Regions from separate parts of the Homo sapiens genome. Here region 1 is linked to region 2. A link is an interaction called in ENCODE POLR2A ChIA-PET data of the cell type or tissue named here. Cell type or tissue: Panc1. All regions are shown on one strand. Links, peaks and the distances in the headings refer to the core of each region. The heading gives the core; the rest is flanking DNA. Region 1 overlaps SCRN1 (secernin 1). Region 2 has its middle 55 kb from the start of MIR550A3.

Evidence for each region. ChIA-PET counts read pairs that join two places held together with the same protein. Peaks named below come from ENCODE experiments on the same cell type or tissue, not always from the same donor. Only the 100,000 strongest peaks of a DNase experiment are listed, where the experiment ranks them.
Region 1: POLR2A ChIA-PET joins it to region 2 with 12 read pairs; 2 of 35 experiments call an interaction of 5 or more read pairs at or near these places.

Annotation. Positions count from the first base shown.
Region 1 is chr7:29,944,110-29,952,109 of GRCh38, reverse strand. It overlaps SCRN1 (secernin 1), which reads left to right. Exons shown (of 8, transcript NM_014766.5): 4 at 7,931-8,000. Among named protein-coding and RNA genes, the nearest start is that of FKBP14-AS1, 41 kb to the left of the region's middle. In Panc1, for the core only: a CTCF peak has its summit at 5,060 (motif pointing left); no DNase peak of the experiment used is centred there.
Region 2 is chr7:29,619,680-29,631,673 of GRCh38, reverse strand. It overlaps the pseudogene TMSB4XP3. Among named protein-coding and RNA genes, the nearest start is that of MIR550A3, 55 kb to the left of the region's middle. RefSeq lists a silencer at 8,847-9,141. In Panc1, for the core only: no CTCF peak of the experiment used is centred there; DNase peaks (open chromatin) are centred at 8,903 and 9,406.

The DNA of each region.
Region 1 (8,000 bases), core at 1-8,000, 320 kb before region 2:
CTTAATTTGGGGCTCAGTGCCTCCCTAGGTATTGCTGTGTGAGGAACCACTACTTTCTCTGGCCTTGCTTGCACTCTGTGTCTAGTGCCAGTTCCTCCCTGGACAGCTTCTATGAGAGCAGGCTATGTCCATTTCACATGCTCTTTCAAGGGCCTGCTAGACTGTGGTTGATTATTCAATGAATACAGTAGTTGCCCCTATACTTATCCTGGTACTTTGCACTTTCCAGCAGCATGTGAAATCCAACCTCAGTTCAAAGAGACATAAGGGAATGACAGTAGCAATGTAATAGGCACTGATTTTAAGATAAAGGTATAATTTGTGTATGTTTCCTAGAGGCTTGTGGGAATGTAAGCATTAGGCAATATTGTTTTTATAATGCGTTTTCAGTGACATTTATCTCAAAGCTAAGCTTCATCTGTTATTTTTGATTCACTGTTCTCTGACCACTAGTCCCTTTCTCCTGAGGAAGAGGCATATAAAGACACGTACACATTTTTGCATGTTTCATGAAGTTGGTTCCAAGTAATGAGTAGCCAATAGAAGCTAACATAAAAGTGGGAATTTGGCCAGGTGCAGTGGCTCATGCCTGTAATCCCAGTGTCACACGATCCTTACGGTGTTGCTTTTCCAGCCGGAAACCTCTGTGGCTGGTGGCACCTTTGCCTGAGTTTTGGTCGGGCTGCTGGGCTTGTTCCACCACTTGGCCCTGCACACTGTACTCAGCTTATGCTACTGGCCTGGATCCCATGCCTTCCAAGCACAAGCCAGGCGCAGAGAGGAAAGGGGTGTGTGAGCAAGCATGGGGTCCAGCCACTGCACACAGCCAGGTGTGCCAGCTGTGGCGGGATGGGCAGCTCTAGGCGTTGGCACAGGCACTAGCTCTGTGCGAGGCTGCAGCTGGACCAGGCGTACTGCAAATGGCTTCCACTGCAGTCACCAAGAAACGTGGTGCCTGGAAGCTTGGAAATGCCAGGAACTGCAGAGCCCCAAAGAGAGTGTCACAGTCCTGGCTCAGGGAGCCCCTAGGTCTGGACTCCCCAAAGGGCTGCAGCTCTTCTCTCCTTTTCATCACCTGCAATTTTGCAAATGGTGGGGGCTGGGGGTGTGCTTCAGCACTGTTTGTGTTATAGCTCTTTCAGTCCCACCATTTGGCGGGTCCCAAGCTCTTGTCCCATGTTCAGGAAGAGTGAGATACATGGACAGCTGGAGAGTGAGCAAGGTGGTGAGGAGCTTCATTGAGTGACAGAACAGCTCTCAGGGGACCCAAAGTGGGTAGCTCCATTCTGCAGGCAGGTCATCCTGACGAGTATCCAGCTCTCAGCAGAGAGGAGACCTGTAGTGGGTAGCTCCCTTCTGCTGCAGGCAGGTCATCCCAACGAGTCAAGGAGGCCCAAACTTGGTAGCTCCTTCCTGCAGCTGGTAGTCCTAACGTCTGTGTGAGTCTGACTGAGTCTGGGGTTTTTATGGGCTCAGAAGGGAGGAAGTGTGTGCTGATCGGGTCATGGGCAAGCCTGGAAAAAGCACCATAAGTTCTCACTCTGGGCTGCGTACTCCACCCGGAACTAGCAGACCAGCCTCCGGGCTTCCGGCCATTCCTGGCTTGAAGGTGGGGTTTCACTGGGGACCTGCTCCTTTCCGCCCAGGAAACTGTCTGCCTCCTGCCATCAACGTGCCATCCATGATGTCCAGGTTTTTCATCTTGGGGGGCACTGGCAGGCCCACACTGAGCTGCCCTCAGCCCTCCCAGCCTCCCTCCTGTGCTCATTGATGCCCAAAGTCTGGAGAAGCCCGAGGCGGCAGGGGGCTGGTGTGTCAGCACCACCCTAAGCATGTGCACACCCAGCCAGGTTGCAATAGCACCTGGGCTCAGCCACAACTTTGCTCTGCACTGGAGCAGGTGCTGGGAAGCGGGAAGAGGTCAGGGAGCAGGAAGCAGGCACTTCCAAGCCTGTAGGGGCAAGGGCTTCCTGGGCTCCTGAGAGTGCAGGGATGCCCAGGTCCAGAGCAGCTGCAGCTGTGCCTGGGAGCATGGGGCTCCCACCCTGCCAACTTGGTAGGGGGTGGGGCTCCCACCAGCCTCGCAAAGCACGCAACCCAGACCCTGCCTCCCTGTTGCAGCCGGCATCTTCACAGTGGCTCCTCCAGATGGGCCACCACTGCTATCACCACTTTAGGAGGCGAGTCATGAGGATCACTTGAGCCCAGGAGTTCAAGACCAGCCTGGGCAACATGGCAAAAGCCTGTTTCTACAAAACAAATGCAAATTGTAGCTGGTTGCACTGTTGCATGCTTGTGGTCCCAACTACTTGAGAGACTGAGGCGGGAAGATTGCTGAGTCCAAGAGGTCAGGGCTGCAGTGAACCATGATTGCACTACTGCACTCCAGCCTGGGTAACAGATCGAGACCCTGTCTGAAAGAAGGAAAAAAGGGCCTGATGTGGTGGGTTATGCCCCATAATCTTAGCACTCTGGGAGGCCGAGGCAGGAGGATTGCTTGAGCCCAGGAGTTAAAGACCAGCCTGGGCAACATGGTAAAACTCTGTATCTACAAAATATACAAAATTAACCCAGTATAGTGGCCCACGCCTGTGGTCCCAGCTACTTGGGAGGCTGAGGTGGGAGGTTTGCTTGAACCCAGGTGGGGAGGTTGCAGTGAGCTGAGATCATGCCACTGCACTCCAGCCTGGGTCACAGAACGAGATCCTGTCTCAAAAAAAAAAAAAAAAGAGTGAAGGAAAGAAAGGGGAAATTACTTTCTGGTTGTTAGGGTGCCCTTTTTTTTTTTCTTTTTTTAGACGGAGTCTTGCTCTGTCACCCAGGCTGGAGTGCAGTGGCACCATCTCGGCTCACTGCAACCTCCGCCTCCTGGGTTCACGCCATTCTCCTGCCTCAGCCTCCCGAGTAGCTGGGACTATAGGCGCCTGCCACCATGCCCGGCTAATTTTTTGTATTTTTAGTAGAGACAGGATTTCACCATGTTAGCCAGGATGGTCATGATCTCCTGACCTCGTGATCCGCCTGCCTCAGCCTCCCAAAGTGCTAGGATTACAGGTGTGAGCCACCGCTCCTGTCCTAGGGTGCCACTTATAATCCAAGGTCTGTCAGACATGATAATGCCTCTGGGCCTCAACATGGATGAGAACTATGAAGCGTTTGGAACCTCTTTGTCAGAAGTATGCTGGTAAATGTTTAATAACCAGCCTGGTGGAGGGAAGGGGCAGCGCTGTTTGAGTCCTTTTTCAATTTCCATGGTGTAAATACTCCCACTGTGAGGGGTTTCAAGCTACCAACAGTTTCAGAACTGGCTCAAAATCCCTAAAATTTAACCATCTGCTCTCCAAGCTGGTAGCAGCTGGCTCCAGCAGATTGCTGCATTCTTTCAGTGTTTCTTGCCTCTTCTTCCCTTTGCATAACTACTTTATTCTTTTTTTTCCTGCATGCTGACTTTTGCTAGTCCCATTTGTGTTTAACAATGGCACTAAAACCTAGTCAATTCCAATATTTCAGAACATCTTATAATTCTGGACACATTCCATCAGACCTTCAGCATGTTAAAAATCACAAAAGTCCTTGGCAAAAGGCCAGTGTGAAAATTTGGAAAGGTCTGTAGTTTGTCTTTAGGTTGTTGGTGAATGTGAGGACTCAGGTGATTTAAAAGGAGGTTCAGTCACCATTTGTAGGCGGGAGGAACCTGTGTAATCAGAGTTACTATTTCCTGAACACTGTAGTAAGACATGCTTTGCACATATTATTTCATTTAACTCTCACAGTAACCCAATGAAGTAGGTCTCCTCCCCTTGAGAGTGAGGACACTGGAGCTTAGGAGGGTTGAAGGAGTTGCCCAAGGCCCCAGAGCTAGAAGGTGGCTAAGCCAGGGATCCCAGGGCCTGCTAGCCTCAGAGAGGCCACTCCTCTATGTAGTGGAGCACATTTTACTTCACCTGTCAATGACGCAGGAATTTCGGGACACTGAGAGATGGAGATAAGTCAAAAAGTTTCACACGCTCTTTCCCTGGATCACCTTCACATCCATCACCTGTGTTATCACTCGTCTTAGTCCATTTGGGCTGCTATAACAAACATACCATAGCCTAGGGGGTTGAAACTACACAAATTTATTTTTCACATTCCTAGAGACTGGGAAATCTGAGATCAAGGCACCGGAAGACCCAGTGTCTGGGGAGAGCCTGCTTGCTGGTTTGCAGACGGCCATCTTCCCCCGTATCCTCACATGGCAGAGAACAGAGAAAGAGGACGTGTTCTGGTGTCTCTTCTTTTAAGGGCACTAATCCCATCATGGTGCCTCCACCCCTCATGACCTCATCACCTCCCAAAGGCCCCGTGTACCATACCATCACACTGGGGATGAGGCTTAACATATGAATTTTTGGGGAAACCAGGGGGACAAGCAATCACTTCATAGCATTACCTTCCTGCTTCTAGCCCTCTGGCTGAAGGCAGGGAATTTCCAATTTCCAAAAGGTCCTGACCTCAGAAGGGCCTGGCAGACTGCTTGATTGTGGGGAGGAGGGAAGATTATTTGCACCTGAGTCCTATAAGAATACTAGGCCCACCTTTCTAAGGGGGCTGTGTTGCCTATTTTTATTACTTTTCCCAAGTCAGTGATTATATATCCATGGCAAATCTAGTTTTACCTGATTTGAGATAGAAAAGGACAGGGATCTCCTAATCCATGGAGGCACAGATGTTGAAAAGATAAGCAGAGTTTCTAAACAAACGGGCTTTAAGCAGGAGAAGTACAGGTGTGACCCATCTTTCTCAGTGAGATGTGTTAACTTTTCAGGAACGGGCAGGGTGAGCTTGACATACCTGTGAGAAGGTCATGGGCTCCCAGGGAAAGATTTTCCTATAAAACTAGGAATTGAATTCAGGAGCATCTAATTCCCAGGCCCAGAGCAAGCTGGACAAAGCACACACTTTGGAAGAATTCGAACTGCACAGAAGATAGATGTTACAGTGGAACTCTAACCTTGGCCCATTGAGTTTCTTCCCCTTCCCTGTCCTGGTCCTGCCCAGGCAGAGGGGTAGCAGCCAAAGTGAAATTAGGCATGGGGCCAGAGAGCACTGCCCTCTTCTGGAATCACATGAATCTGCCGCATGTAGGAGGTGAGACTGTTGGGAATGGCTTTAACATTGGCCTCTGGATGCCATGTGACTTGTGGCCCCAGGTCTCTCTGGCATCTCTTCTGCACCCAGTGACATGGGATTCATCTGCATTTCTCAGTTGCAGAGGGCAAGGGTGTAACCCTGGTGTTATTCACGGCCCATGTACTATGGAGCAGTTGGCCCTGTCCTCATGGCATGGTAGGAAGACCAGGTGGGAATAATCAGGTGGGACAAAGGGGTATCTCTGACCCATGGTCCTGGCACAAGGGATAGGAGGGTGAAATCAGAATTAGGTCTGTGGATAGTGCTGAGGTCCTGTTGCCAACTCTGCCAGAGGACATCAAAGTCAGCATGGGAGGGCAAGTGCAAGTCTAGGGCCTCAGTGTGGAATGCAAACAGGCAGAACATCAGAAGAGTACACTGGAAATCAAAAAAGATAAGTCACAAGCTCCGAAGACAGGGCTGTTACAGCTGGCTGTGTATTCACATGCTCCCAGCACATGTTTGCACGGGCAAGTTGGGGCCCTGCAAAGGCCCTGGGAACAGGATTCTGCCTGGAATGTCTGTATGAGGCATTGTGACCAGGGGGCTACCAGGGACCTGTGGAAGGGAGGAAGGAGGCCTTCGAGTGTGTACAACGTGGGGTTCTGAGAGGCACTCACAGCACCTTTGTTTGTTCCGGAGCCTCAAGGTAAGATGAGTGCCTGCTTCTGTTCCTTCTCTTTGGAGAAGATGACATTGACCAAAGGAAAAGTCAGCTGAATTCAGTCTTCTAGTGGGTTTGTTCTTTTATCCCTCTCCTAAGGTTTTAGGGTTCAGCTTTGTAAATCACTGCCTTGTAACCGAGTCTTGCTACATAAGCTTAAAATGAGAAATGTCAAATGAATTGTCATGTAATTATTTGACTATAAACATAAGCCTGTTATAATAATCAGCCTATAGATTAGTTGTATTAGCTTTTCTTCTCCCTGGCAGCACAGTGAAATATCCCTTTAGGAAGCATCAAATTAGATAAATTTGAATAGTTTTTACTTCTCAAGTTGAAAATTCACCAAGAACTGGCTTGTACCACCATTGTAGTAGCACCATTGCCCAGGTTCTAAGACTCCTGTGTTCCTGCCACCTGAATTATAATTTGAATGAACAGATGAATATGGACACTTCCTGAGTACATGGCATGTACCATCCTCTTTCATAACAGCCAGAGAGGGAGGTAGTATTGTTTTCAATCTGCAGATGAGAAAAATCAAGGTTTGGAAAGGTCACATTACTTAAGATCTTAATGCCAGTGAGTAGCAGAGCCATAGCTAGAAGCTGGGTCCATTTATCTCTGAGTCATATGTTTCTCTGCCACAGTGTTCTACCTCCAGAAATTTACTGACCACTTTCCTGGTCACAAGCACTAGCACTGCATATTTTCATGGATGTTATCTCATAAACCTACTCTTACAACAACTAAATGATGTGGGCGTTCATTTTATAGATGACATAAAACTGAAGTTCAAAATATATAACCTGCCCAAGGTCACACAGAGGGCAGTACTGTGCAAGAGAAAATGAGGAAGAAGCAAATGCGGGAGCCCCTGATAAACTCATCAGATCTTGTGAGTCTTATTCACTATCACGAGAATAGCACAGGAAAGACCGGACCCCCTGATTCAGTTACCTCCTTTTGGGTCCCTCCCACAACAAGTGAGAATTCTGGGAGATGTAATTTGAGATTTGGGTGGGGACACAGCCAAACCATATCAGTGCCCTCTTTAAAGGGTTTATTAATTGGAAAGGCTAGGGGGAGATGGATGTCTCACTTCAAAGGGAATACATATTCTTTTGATGACTGAAGCTGTAAGCCATACCAATAGACGTAGGCTGATAGGCAGGAGGAGAAATATGTAGAAAAGGCTGATTATGTCCCAACCAGCTGCCCATTCCTAATAAGGTCTCTGAGACAGAGACAGGACAACGTCCTCTCTGGACACAGGATAATGTCTGGCATTTGAACACTTTTAATAAGTAAGCAAAATACCTGGTGTAGAATAATAGAGATCAAGGCCAGACTTGGCCTTGGTTTCCTTTTGCCCAGGTTAGAGTCAGGAGGGAGTACATGCCACAGAGGGGTGGTTTTGTAAGGGCTAGAGCTGAGGTGGCCAGCTCTGTGGGAGACACAGTCAGAAGAGGGGAAGACACACAGGTGCCTTCCAAGAGGGAGAAGACACTGGGTTCCTGACTCTCCTGTGTCGAAGGGAAATGACCAAAGACAGAAAACACCCCTATGATTTTTTCTTTCTTTCTTTCTTTCTTTTTTTTTTTTTTTTTTGAGACAGGGTCTCACTCTGATGCCCAGACTGGAGTGTGGTGGCATGATCATGGCTCACTGCAGCCTCGACCTGCTTGGCTTAAGCGATCGTACCACCTCAGCCTTCCAAGTAGCTGAGACTGCCAGTGTGTCCCGCCATGCCTGGCTAATTAAAAAAATTTTTTTTTGAGGAAGAGGTCTCGCTATGTTGCCCAGGCTGGTCTTGAACTCCTGAGCTCAAGCAATCCTGCCACTCCCAAAGTGCTAGGATTATAGGCATGAACCACTGCACCTGGCCACCCCATATGGTTTTTTAAGCAAACATGTGAGAAGTGTGTTCTGGGATACAGTGCAGTTAATCAGTTTGCTTATTGTTCTGCAGACTTAACATGTTTACACATGTTGGCATGCTTCATAACTCGGCCTTGCCCAGTCTTTGGTTACTCTAGTAACAATCCTGTGGTATGAAATGACTGAAGTATGGTTCTGGTTTCCTTCCTGCAGGCTTGGTTTAGAAAGAGGGGAAACAGCTAAAGAAGCCTTAGATGTCATTGTCTCCTTGTTGGAAGAACAT
Region 2 (11,994 bases), core at 3,995-11,994:
TAATTTTTTTTTTTTTAACTTTTAGGCTCATGGGTACATGTGCAGGTTTGTTATACAGGTAAACTCCTGTTATGGGGGTTTGTTGTACAGACTGTTTTATCACCCAGGTACTAAGCCTAGTACCCAATAGTTATTTTTTTCTGCTCCTCTCCCTCCTCCCTACCTGAGACCTCGGGTAGGCCTCAGTGTCTGTTGTTGTTTATTTTTAAAACAGTTTTTCTCTTTCAGAGGCATGTTGAAATAACTGAATGAAATATGTCCAGATTATATATCTGAGATTTACATGAAAAGAAGCCTATGAGAGGGAGGAGTGGGTGAGGGTGTAGATTAAAAAAAATGATTGGCCATGAGTTGATAATTGTTGAAGCTGGGCAATGGGTACATAGGGAACTCGGTATTCTATTTCCTCTATTTTTGTATGCTTAAACATTTCCAAAATAAGAAGTTTTTTTAGAATGCTCAGTCCAAGATATTAATTAACAATTTAGTGCTTATTTAAAGATAGAACATCTTTTTCCCACTACAGAGTACAGTCCTTGGCTGTCTGCTTTTGGGGAGAAAGGTGTGACCATCTGTTCTGCTCCTTGCCCATCCCCACCGCCTCTCCCTTGCTGAGCGTTGCTTCCCAAGACCAAGGCCAGAGGGCGGAGGAGACATGAGGGTATTAGACCATTAGACAGCTCTCATCTACTGGGTAGCCTTGGGCTCCCACCCTGGCTGATTTTACAGCTGGCTTTTCCTGGGTTTGGTCACTTTGCTTGTGTTATGGATCAATTCTGTTCTCCCAAAAGCCTTTTTTTTTGACAGAGTCTCACTCTGTTGCCCAGGCTGGAGTGCAGTAGCATGATCTCAGCTCACTGCGACCTCTGCCTCCCAGGTTCAAGCGATTCTTCTGCCTCAGCCTCCTGAGTAGTTGGAATTACAGGCACCCACCACCATGCCTGGATAATTTTTTGTATTTTTGGTAGAGACGGGGTTCACCATGTTGGCCAGGCTGGTCTCGAACTCCTGATGTCAGGTGATCCACCTGCCTTGGCCTCTCAAAATGCTGGGATTATAGGCGCCAGCCACTGCATGCAGCCCCAAAAGACATGTTGAGCTCCTAGCCCCAGTACCTGTGAATGTGCCTTTATTTAAAGAAGAGGTCTTTGCAGGTGTAATCAAATTAAGATGAGTTCAGACTGAGTGTGGTGGCTCACACCTGTAATCCCATCACTTTGGGAGGCTGAGGCGGGCAGATCATTTGAGGTAAGGAGTTTGAAACCAGTCAGACAAACATGGTGAAACCCCATCTCTACTAAAAATTCAAAAATTACCCCATTGTGATGGTGTGAGCCTGTAATCCCAGCTACTTGGGAGGCTGAGGCAGGAGAATCGCTTGAACCTGAGAGGCGGAGGTTGCGGTGAGCCGAGATGGTGCCACTGCACTCAAATGAGGTCATACTGGATTACAATGGGCCCTAAATCCGATGACTAGTATCCTTACAAGCAGAGAAATTTGAGAACACAGAGGAGACACAGGTGAAATAAGGCCATGTGAAGACAGAGGCAGGGCTTGCATAAGCCAAGGAATGCCAAGGTTGGCAACCAAAGGAGTTAGAAGCAAGGAAAGATTATTCCCTAGAGACTTTAAATTCCCTAGAGAGCATGGCTCTGCTGACACCTTGATTTTGAACTTTGAGTCTGTAGAACTGTGAGACAAGTTTCTGTTGTTTTAAACCACCCAGTTTGTGGTACTTTCTTACAGTAGCCCTAAGAAACGAATACACTCGATCCAGACCTTCCCAGCTCTGGGGATGTCTCTTCTGCTGCACACTGTGTTATTTGGTCCCCAGGAATGCCAGCTCCAACTGCAGCTCCCAGGAGCCCAAGCAACACACACTCCTGCAACTGGGGTCCCTCACCTTTGCCTCTGGGTCCACTTGGGCAGGACTTGAGCGCCTCTCTCTCCCACATGCCTATCCCAGCCCAAGGGAAACCCTCACCCATCCCTGACTTCGCCCATGCAGAAAGAGGTGGCTTTGCTCAGTGCAGTAGCACTTTCTGACTCCCACAGAAAGCACTTAGTTGGCCCCTTTCCTCTGTTTAGATTTCCTGGGCATGAGCCAGGAAAACCCCCCTTTTATATACCTGGTTTTCACTCTCTTTACACTTGAGTGTGAATAACAGAAATTTCCCTTCCCCTGGAAGTCTCCCCTCTCATCTCTCTGACCTTTTCTTTTCTTTTCTTTTGTTTGTTTGTTTTTTGTTTTTTTGTTTGTTTGTTTTTGTTTTGAGATGGACTTTTGATCTTGTTGCCCAGGCTGGAGTGCAATGATGTGATCTCGGCTCACTGCAACCTCCGCCTCCCGGGTTCAAGCAATTCTCCTGTCTCGGCCTCCTGAGTAGCTGGGATTACAGGCGCCTGCCACCATGCCCAGCTAATTTTTTTAATTTTAGTAGAGATGGGGTTTCACTATGTTGCCCATGCTGGCCTTGAACTCCTAACCTCAGGTGATCTGCCTGTCTCTGCCTCCCAAGGTGCTGGGATTACAAGCGTGAGCCACTGCACCAGGCCCACTCTGATCTTTTCATATCCCAGGTCTATCTGAGGTGTGCGAGAGCCTAGGAATCGGTGCTGAGCAGTTCCTTTGTAAATTATTCACACGGGGTTGCCTCATAATCACTCTAGTAACTAAATTACGTGTCCCTAGAACTCAGTTAATTGTTTTGTGGGTTGTTCTCCTTTTTTGGGTTGTAAATAACATCATATCATATATACTAAAACTAACTTTTAAATCCTACAGTATGTCCTAAAGATCCTTCAATGCTTCAATGATAGTACATATCATTTTCTCTTATTCTTTTTTTTTTTTTTTTTTTTTTTTGAGGTGAGGTCTCACTCTGTTGCCCAGGCTGGAGTGCACTGGTGGGATCACAGCCCACTGTAGCCTCAAAACCCTGGGCTCGAGCGATTCTCTCACCTCAGCCTACCAAGTAGCTGGGACTACAGATGCACACCACTACACCCAACTAGTTTTTATTTTATTTTATTGTTTGTAGAGACAGGGTCTCACTGTCCTGGCCTCAAGCAATCCTCCCACCTTGACCTCCCGAAGTGCTGCGATTGCAGGTGTGAGCCACTATGCCTGGCCCTGTTTTCACATTTTAGAATTCTGCCAAATGCTCTCTAACATGGGTACCTCACCTTATATTCTCTCCCACTGGTAAACTGTTAGGGTGTTCTTTTCCTCTAGTCTCACAACTCAAGGTGTTCTTCTACTTCTCAATGTAATGTTCCAAATTGTAGTGAACTCATATCAACTAACTCGCTAGAGTGCCTACTGATGAATTTCTTCACCTTGATATTATCAGCTGATACTCAGTAGTCATTGCCTCTTCATTTTAGTGCACCTTCCAGTATGGCAGAAATTGGAAAGCTTTACAACACATAAACAAACTATATTTTGATACTTTCCTGCAGGTAAGGTTCTGGATGCAAATTAGGTCCTGACAATGAGATGCTTCATTGGAAACTGGAAGGTAGAAATGAGGTTGCAGCATTTTTCTCTTGCTCTCTTGACTGTTTTCTGATGTCAGATATAGCCAGAGGATGGAGTTCCTCACAAATCCCTGAAGTGGTCTGGTGTCCAGTCTCTCCAGATTTGTGGGTGGTAAGGGGCATTTGCTGTGGTGCCAGTGATTCCCAGATACCAGCTACTTGATCTTGGATCTTATTTGCACTAGCATTACCTTGGCCGATGATCTCGGACTCAGTCATTCCAGGGGCAATCTCTTGATATTCAAGCTCCCTGGTTGGGACAGTTGTAATAGCTTCTCTGGTGAAACAGTTCTGCAGTGTTCTGGGCATAATTCCTGGAAACCTAGCCTACAGCCTAGTTCTGCCAAGTTTATAAACATCCAATTCCCTGTATTAAATCCCATTCTGCATAAAATCCCTAGGGTTGTATATGCTTCCTGCAATTGAACCCTAACTGATACAGGCTTGCTATATGGCTTCTAATTTTACTTCTCAATTATAGGCTATGGCCCTGCTTAGCCATAATTGATGGCCTCGGCTCCCTTGTTGGTAGACCAGGAAGAGAAAGTCTTGGTATTCAGCAGAATGGATTTCCACAAAAAAGTATTTAGCTGAGCCTCAGGTACCGGAACTAACAGATGAAAGAGACAATATTGTGTTGTGAGTAAACAGAACTCCAGGCTTAAATTCTGTATCCCATGTTCTGTTTGTGACTGTGTCCCTTACCAGCAAAATGACCTTCATTAAATCCCTTACTATGTCTGGGACTGAGTCTCCTTGACTTTAAAATAAGGGGTTCCAGGCTGGGCACAGTAGATCACACCTGCAATCTCAGTGTTTTGAAAGGCTGAAACAGGTGGATCGCTTGAGGTCAGGAGTTCGAAGCTACAGTGAGCTATGATCTCGCCACTGCACTCCAGCCTGGGAAACAGAGCAAGACTCTGTCTCTAAAAAATAAACTAAAATAAAATAAGGGATTTCAGATGACTTTTAAGGTCGATTTTAGCTCAAAGATTCTATGGTCCTATGAAATCATTATTACAAACCTAAGCACAAAATGGTTAAATGTTAAATAATGTCATGGTTCACTAAACCCTAAAACCCTGGCAAATGACAGGTCTGCTCCTCTTCCTCCTTGCTTTGCCAGTCCGTCTTGAGGCGTTAAGGTTTCTCCTGTTCTGTCTGCTTGCTTTTGTTCCATCTTCCATTAATAGTAAATTGACATAAAATTGCAGTTCCAGAGAAGTAGAGGTGTTGCTATGGAAACAGCCTTGATTCATTGATGTAAACATTAAGCTGTGGATGCTTATTCCTGAGGTGCTGGCAAAAAGAAAAAAACACAAAATAAATGTTATAGTAAGAATGACATTTTGTTTTCAGAGAAGGTGGACCACACTCTAAAGGCTTGCTCTGAAGGTATATGTAGCACATTCTTACCAGGATTCAGATCTACCCCAGGTGTAATGATGCTCCCTGACTCACAGTGTCTGATGTGACGCAGGAAGACTGAAATGTGGTATTAGTCCGGTCCCCCTGCACTTGTGTTACAAGGAAATCCCAGAACTCATCATGATGAACATAAAATAAAAATACCTCCGCTTTAGGCTTATTGATTGTGGCTCAAAATTGTCCCCTTTTGGGGCTTAATGAAATTTCATTTTTTCCCTCCAAACTGAATATCTCATTTACTTTCAGAAAGAAAATTTCCTAATTTTGGCCCTTTCTTTTTTCTTTGAGGGAGAGTGTTTAAAACTGTTTGTTTTTTAAACAAACATTGTGCATTCCTATAATTAAAATCATTTTAAACACAAAAAAATAATGGCACTCTGACTAAATGGCATTTAGTAGCCAGCAGGACACCTTGGGCCAGGTTGGTTTTACTCTAGATTTCATTGTCATCCCACCCCACTTCTTCCTTCACCAACATGCAAGCTCTTTTCCTGCCATGACAGCCAGATAGGCAGAAGGGAGAGGCAGGTGCGGCCCTCATCATCAGTGGTTCTCAATTCCTTGATGTGAACAGGACAGCACAGGCATTAAGCTTGATCTAGCCTCTTTGCATTGTACAAAGTTAAACAGCTAAGCAAAGTAAAATACGAAGGCAATACCTGTGGAATGCATACTGCACGTTGGCGTGCTTGCCTCATTGCAATTTGCCTGCTTGTTTCTATTCTGTCATTTCTTTGGAAGGCAGCAGATTTTTCTCTTGCGTTTCTGTATTCTTCAATTTCAACTTACTGAATTTCTTGATCTCAGCCACGTCAGGTTTGTCAGGCATAGAGGAAGTGGAGTGAGGCACGAGAGTAAATGGAATCTTGGCCTTTTCTGTTTCCCTCTCTCCCTTCCCCTTCCCCTTCTCCTTCCCCTTTCCCTCCCCTTCCCTCCCTCCCTCCCTTCCTTCCTTCCTTCTTTCCTTCTTCCTCTCTCCTTCCCTGCCTCCCACCCTTCTTCCTTCCTTCCTTTTCCTTCCTTCCTCTCTCTCTTCTTTCTTTCTTTTGTTCCTTAGCTTTATTGAAGTATAATGTATATACAATAAAATCCACTCACTTTAAGAGTACTGTTTGGTGAATTTTGATGATTGTATGCAGTATTTAACCTCCACCAACATTGAGAAACAGAATGGTTTCATCATCCTAAAAAGAACCCTCTTGTCCCTTTGCAATTGATACCCTTCACCCTCATCCCTAGTCCCAGATAACCACATATCTGATTTCTGTCACTATGGTTTTACCTTTAGTAGAATTTCATGTAAATGGAATCACACAGTATGTAATCTTCGTGTTTCACTTCTTTCACTTAAAATTAATGTCTTTGATATTCATCCATATTGTATAAATGATTCCATTCTTTTTTCTTGCTATATGATATTCTGTAATATGGATACACCACAATTTGTTTATTCACTCACCAGTTGATAGAAATTTGGCTTGTTAGCAGTTTTTGGCTATTGTAAATAATGCTGCTACATACAAGTCTTTGTATGGGCATGTGTGTTGTTTCTCTTGAGTAACTACCTTGAAGTTGGATTGTTGGGTTGTATGGTAAGTGCATAAAGTTTCATAGTTGTCTAAGAATCTGCCATGCTGTTTCCAAAGTGGCTGTACCAATTTGCATTCCCACCTGCAATGTATGAGGGTTCCAGTTGCTTCACAGCCTTGCCAACACTGGGTATGTTCTCCCAATTTCTGTACTAATTTCTTGGTAGACTAGCACCAATCTGTAGACCATACTTCATGCAGGACTACTCCAACCCATTCATAGGAATATGTCCACGGTCCTAAATATCATGGAATAAAGAACTAGGCATTCTGGTTATTGCTGACCAGAACAACATGTTCTAATGCAATACTCCCCCCAGCTCAAGAAAATAAATATAATACAAGTTTAGCTTTGTAGTTTTTTTATGGATTCTACTTCAATAAACACTGGGGTATACATCTGTTTGAAAAGCACTTTGAGTTTTCTTTCTTAAATAATAGAAAAGAAATGTAATATCTGTTTTTAAAAAATGAATACAAATCTAGCTCTGACATACCTTGTGCCATTGATAGCATGTCCATTGGCATCGTTTCTGGCCTCTTTAGCAGTGCCTGGATTGAGCTTGGTTGAGCCAGCCTATAATGGGTAGACACACAGCCAGGCTCAGGAGCAGAGGCAGTGACACATGTATTGGATGGGGTGGATGGAGTCAAGGAGATGCATCTTAAGCTAGAGTAGGAAAAAAAGACCAAGTTGAACACTAATTAGGAGCCATGGAGAATGGAACATACTGCCGGAGGGAACAGCTGCAGCAACTTTTCTAACTCAGGTAAGTTTCTCAAAATTTGGTGATAGGAAGGAAGAAAAACCATTGATCTGAGATGTCAGGATAGCCTGTTAGCTTTTCAATTTTCTGCCCCTTTAGAGACACACTTGAGTCACTGCCCAGCCAGATGAATAAAGTGCCACACAATTATGTGTGTAGATTAAAATCTGGATGCAACAGCCCCGAGGGCAGGCTGACTCAGCTGCTTATTTGTGACTAGAGAGCACATTAGAATAGAATATTCAGAAATGCACAAAACACACTTATCTCTAATCACTTATAGATGGTAGGTTGGATCTGAGTGGGGTTATTTTGCTGAATGGTACAGAAGAAGTTCTATTGAAAGATTAATTCTGCTGGGCGTGTTGGCTCACACCTGTAATGCTAGACTTGGGGAGGCCGAGGTGGGTGGATCACCTGAGGTCAGGAGTTTGAGACCAGCCTGGCCAACATGGTGAAACCCCATCTCTACTAAAAATACAAAAATTAGCCAGCAGGTGCCTGTAATCCCAGCTACTCGGGAGGCGGAGGCAGGAGAATCGGTTGATCCCAGGAGGCAGAGGTTGCAGTGAGCCGAGATCGCACCATTGCACTCCAGTCTGTGCGACATAGCGAGACTCTGTCTCCAAAAAAAAAAAAAAAAAAAAAGATTAATTCACTAAGGAGAAATTGCACTATACTCTGAATAAAAGTAGCCATAAGGTGTGGGAGATCCTGTTGAAATAACACTGCCACCTTGCTAGTGGGTTTTTTTCAGCAACATATTCTGGAATGGGATACAGTTATTGCAGACACATGAAGACCTGCATTAGAACAGGACACACATTTTTTCACGAAAAATAAGTTTTGGGAAAGTTTATGTTGAAGAGTTATTTTGGATAAGACAGGGCTACAAAAAGTAAAGTATTATCATTTAGAATTTTGAAACTCTTCTCTTTTCCCCTTCGGTATAATTAGCTTTAAGTGCATTTACAGTGGCTACAATAATTAAAATGTACTTATCTTTTTTGGGAGGCCGAGGCCGGTGGATCAGTTGAGGTCAGGAGTTTGAGACCAGCCTGACCAACATGGTGAAACCCCGCCTCTACTAAAAGTACAAAAATTAGCCAGGTATGGTGGCAGATACCTGTAGTCCCAGCTACTCGGAAAGGGCTGAGGCAGGAGAATCGCTTGAACCCGGGAAGCAGAGGTTGGAGTCAGCCGAGGTCGTGCCATTGCACTACAGCCTGGGCAACAGAGGGAGACACTGTCTCAAAAAAAAAAAAAAAAAAAAAAAGGACTTATCTTTAAGGCATAAAATACCAGTTAAAAATATCCAAGTTTATGAATAGGGAAGCAAAGCATTGTCAGATGCTTTATATAGTTTATATACATTACAATTTATTGTATACTCATTGCATCAGCAAGTATGAGGTCCTCTCTAAAGGACTGATTTAAATGTAGTAAATCATTTAAGTATGAAAGTAATTAGTGGACATCTGCGTTACAGGGGCTGGGCTGCTAGGCAGAGAGATGCCTGACTCACCTCCCTGCTCCTCAACATGCATGCTTTCCAAAATGATTCATGAAAGCCTTTCATAGAATCGGCTGCCAATTGCAACTCCCAGGCAGGAAACACATTAGTCAACTATCTGTCACACACCAGGAGAAGTGTTATTAGCCTGTGTCTAAGGGGCTCCTGTCCCAGGTTGAAGAAGAGGTTTCCATGTATCCCGAGACCCCAGAGATTTGGAGCCTTCGTTGTTGAGCAACTGTCGGTTATCTCTCCACTGCACAGGGACAGCTCTAGGAGGTAGCCCTGGTTGTTTCACCCCAAATTAATACCTGCCTCTCTGCTTCTGCTACAGGGCTGCAATGGACTGCAATGCACTGCAATGCACTTGGAGGAGGACGGGGTTGATCAGGAGCTCACTGCAGCCAGGAACAGGAAGGTAATACAGGTGCAAAACCAGGAAAGGTGTGGGGACTAGTTGTCGCCGGAGGTTTTAGTTTTTCTAGATGCTTTTTCTAACAGGCAATTAACTATAAACTGCTTCAAATTATTCTTGAAAAACCCTCTAACTGGCCCAACAATTAGGTACCAGGCCTTAGTAGATATAATAATTTAGTATCTTAATAGGTGGTTAACCATTTGGGAGAAAATAATTTAGATCTTCATCCCATATCATACATCAGCATAAATTCCAAACAAACTAAAGAATTAGATGTAAATGATTAAGCTATAAAATAAGGAAGAATAAGTAGCTGACTGGGTTTGGGATGGGGAAAGGACTTTCCAGGCATACAAATCAATACAATATTACAAAAGAAAAATTTGTAATAGATTTGGCTGCATAAAACATTTATTACATCCGTATATATATATTTTAAAACCACAACCAATAGAATAAAAATAAAGAATATAAAAATGAGTAAATATTTATAAATATTTGTAGAAGTGAGTTCATGGCCTTATTATAGAAAGATTCCCTTCCCTCAGTTTAAATTTAAATTAACAAAGCCTAGGAAAACATAATTCATAAATTTAATATTTTATGAAAATAGCAAATAACATTAAGATGTCCAGCCTCTCTAGGAACTAAAAAAATCTAAATGAAAACAAGATTGTTTCTTTTTAATTATCAAAGAGCAATGATATTTTTAGAACAATAATACACAAATATAACTAGATAAAGACCCTGTAGTTATTAGGTAGGGAAATTTGGCCATATTTCTTTAAATTTATTTTACTTTAGTAAATTTTTATCTATATCCTAATGAACTAGTCAAACATTCAAGAATTTATATATAAAATATTCATCCATTAATTTATCAAAAGTTTGAATTGACCCAAACCCCCAACATAAGAGAAATCGTATATAAACTACAGCACAGACACATATAAAATACAGTTTTTAACTATTTATTTTTAATTTAATTATTTAATTTTAAATTTCTGTTTTTAAATGTTAATAGTTATTTGAAATGATAATTAAATGATGTGAGCAATGTTCAGTGCACTTTGTGGAGCATCATAAATACTTTATTTCACAATGAAAAGAGTTCCTTATGTTTTTGATAATAAAATTAGAATGTAAAAGTAAAATTTAAAAAGTAATACAGAAAGCTCAAAGGAAAAAGTAAAAATTAACCAAAACATCATCTCTAAGTGATAAAAGATGTTAAATTATTGAATAGCCTTTTGTATAGTTTTCTGTGCATATATGTAGACACACAATCTCATGTACAAATTTACAAAGTATTATTTTTATGAACTAGAGCATACTTATCCTGAATTTAACTAATTTCCTTTCCTTCAAGATATTTATTTATATCTTTTAATGTGAAAATTATACATCCTCATCATCATTTGTAATGACTGCACAGTATTCTATTGTATATTTGTTCTAAAATTCAGTTAACTAGCTTTCCACTGATGGATATATTTAGTAAGTAAACAGGACCAGGGCAATGCAGCTGGACAGAGAGCTCAGTTTTAAGAGAGAGTCTCTGTTCCCCTGCTAATCTCTTTTCTAAAGCTGCAAATACAACGACAATCTTGTTTGTAGCTAATAAGCTCTAAGCACACAAGGACCAGGCACGCAAACATGTTCCATACCACCTGTGCAAGACATTGTCTGACCCCATCAACTGTAAGCTCCTGGCAACCCTTTAAGAAACAGGATTCAAGCTGCAAGGGTGAGGGGAGTCTTGATCCTTTGGGAAGCTGAGTTTTTCTGGTTCCAGTCCACCCATTCCAGGCAACCTGAGCACATAGTCATTGACTGAATAATCCTGCCCATCCCTCTCCCCAAGAACATTGTCCTGAAGACTCACTCAGAGGAAGATCACACCTCTAATAAAAACCTGCTTTTGGAAAAATTTAAAATGTTAGCTACTGAAAGGCACTCCTGGGGCTAGAGGGGGAGCTTGTCTTGTTTCTTCCTTTTCAATCTGGTGTTACTTTACAATAAACTCATTGGTCTATTCCATGGGCTTGGCTCAGCCTTCCTTGCAAATTACTTCCTGCAAAATCCTACTTTGCATATTCGAAGCTTATCCTTAACTCTTCCCTGTTGCACTTCTGCTATGACAATCCTAATTCTTCCCAGTCCCTGCCCACAATTCCTACCTAACTAGGGAAAACGTGGCATAATGCAGAAACACACAAAGCAAAGCACATGAATATTTTCCAAAATGTTTTTCTTATGGCATCCACACTTAAGTTCACATCCTTCAAAAAATAAATTTGTAACGTGTTTTTAAGCGATTGGTATTGTTAACACCAAGTATGAGATCCCATTTTCAGAGGTGTTTGAACCACAGCAACTCCATCTTGAATAAGGGCTGGGTAAAAATGATGCTGAGACCTACTGGGCTGCATTACCGGATGGTTAAGACATTCTAAGTCACAGGATGATACAGGAGTTCAGCACAACATACAGGTCATAAAGAGCTTGCTGATGAAACAGGGTGCAGTAAAGAAGCCAGCTAAAACCCACCCAAACCAAGATGGCGACAAGAGTGATCTCTGGTCGTCCTCACTGCTACACTCCCACCAGTGCCATGACAGTTTACAAATGCCATGGCAACATCAGAAAGTTGCCCTATATGGTCTGAAAAGGGGAGGCATGAATAATCCACCCCTTGTTTAGCATATCATCAAGAAATAACCATAAAAATGGGCAAC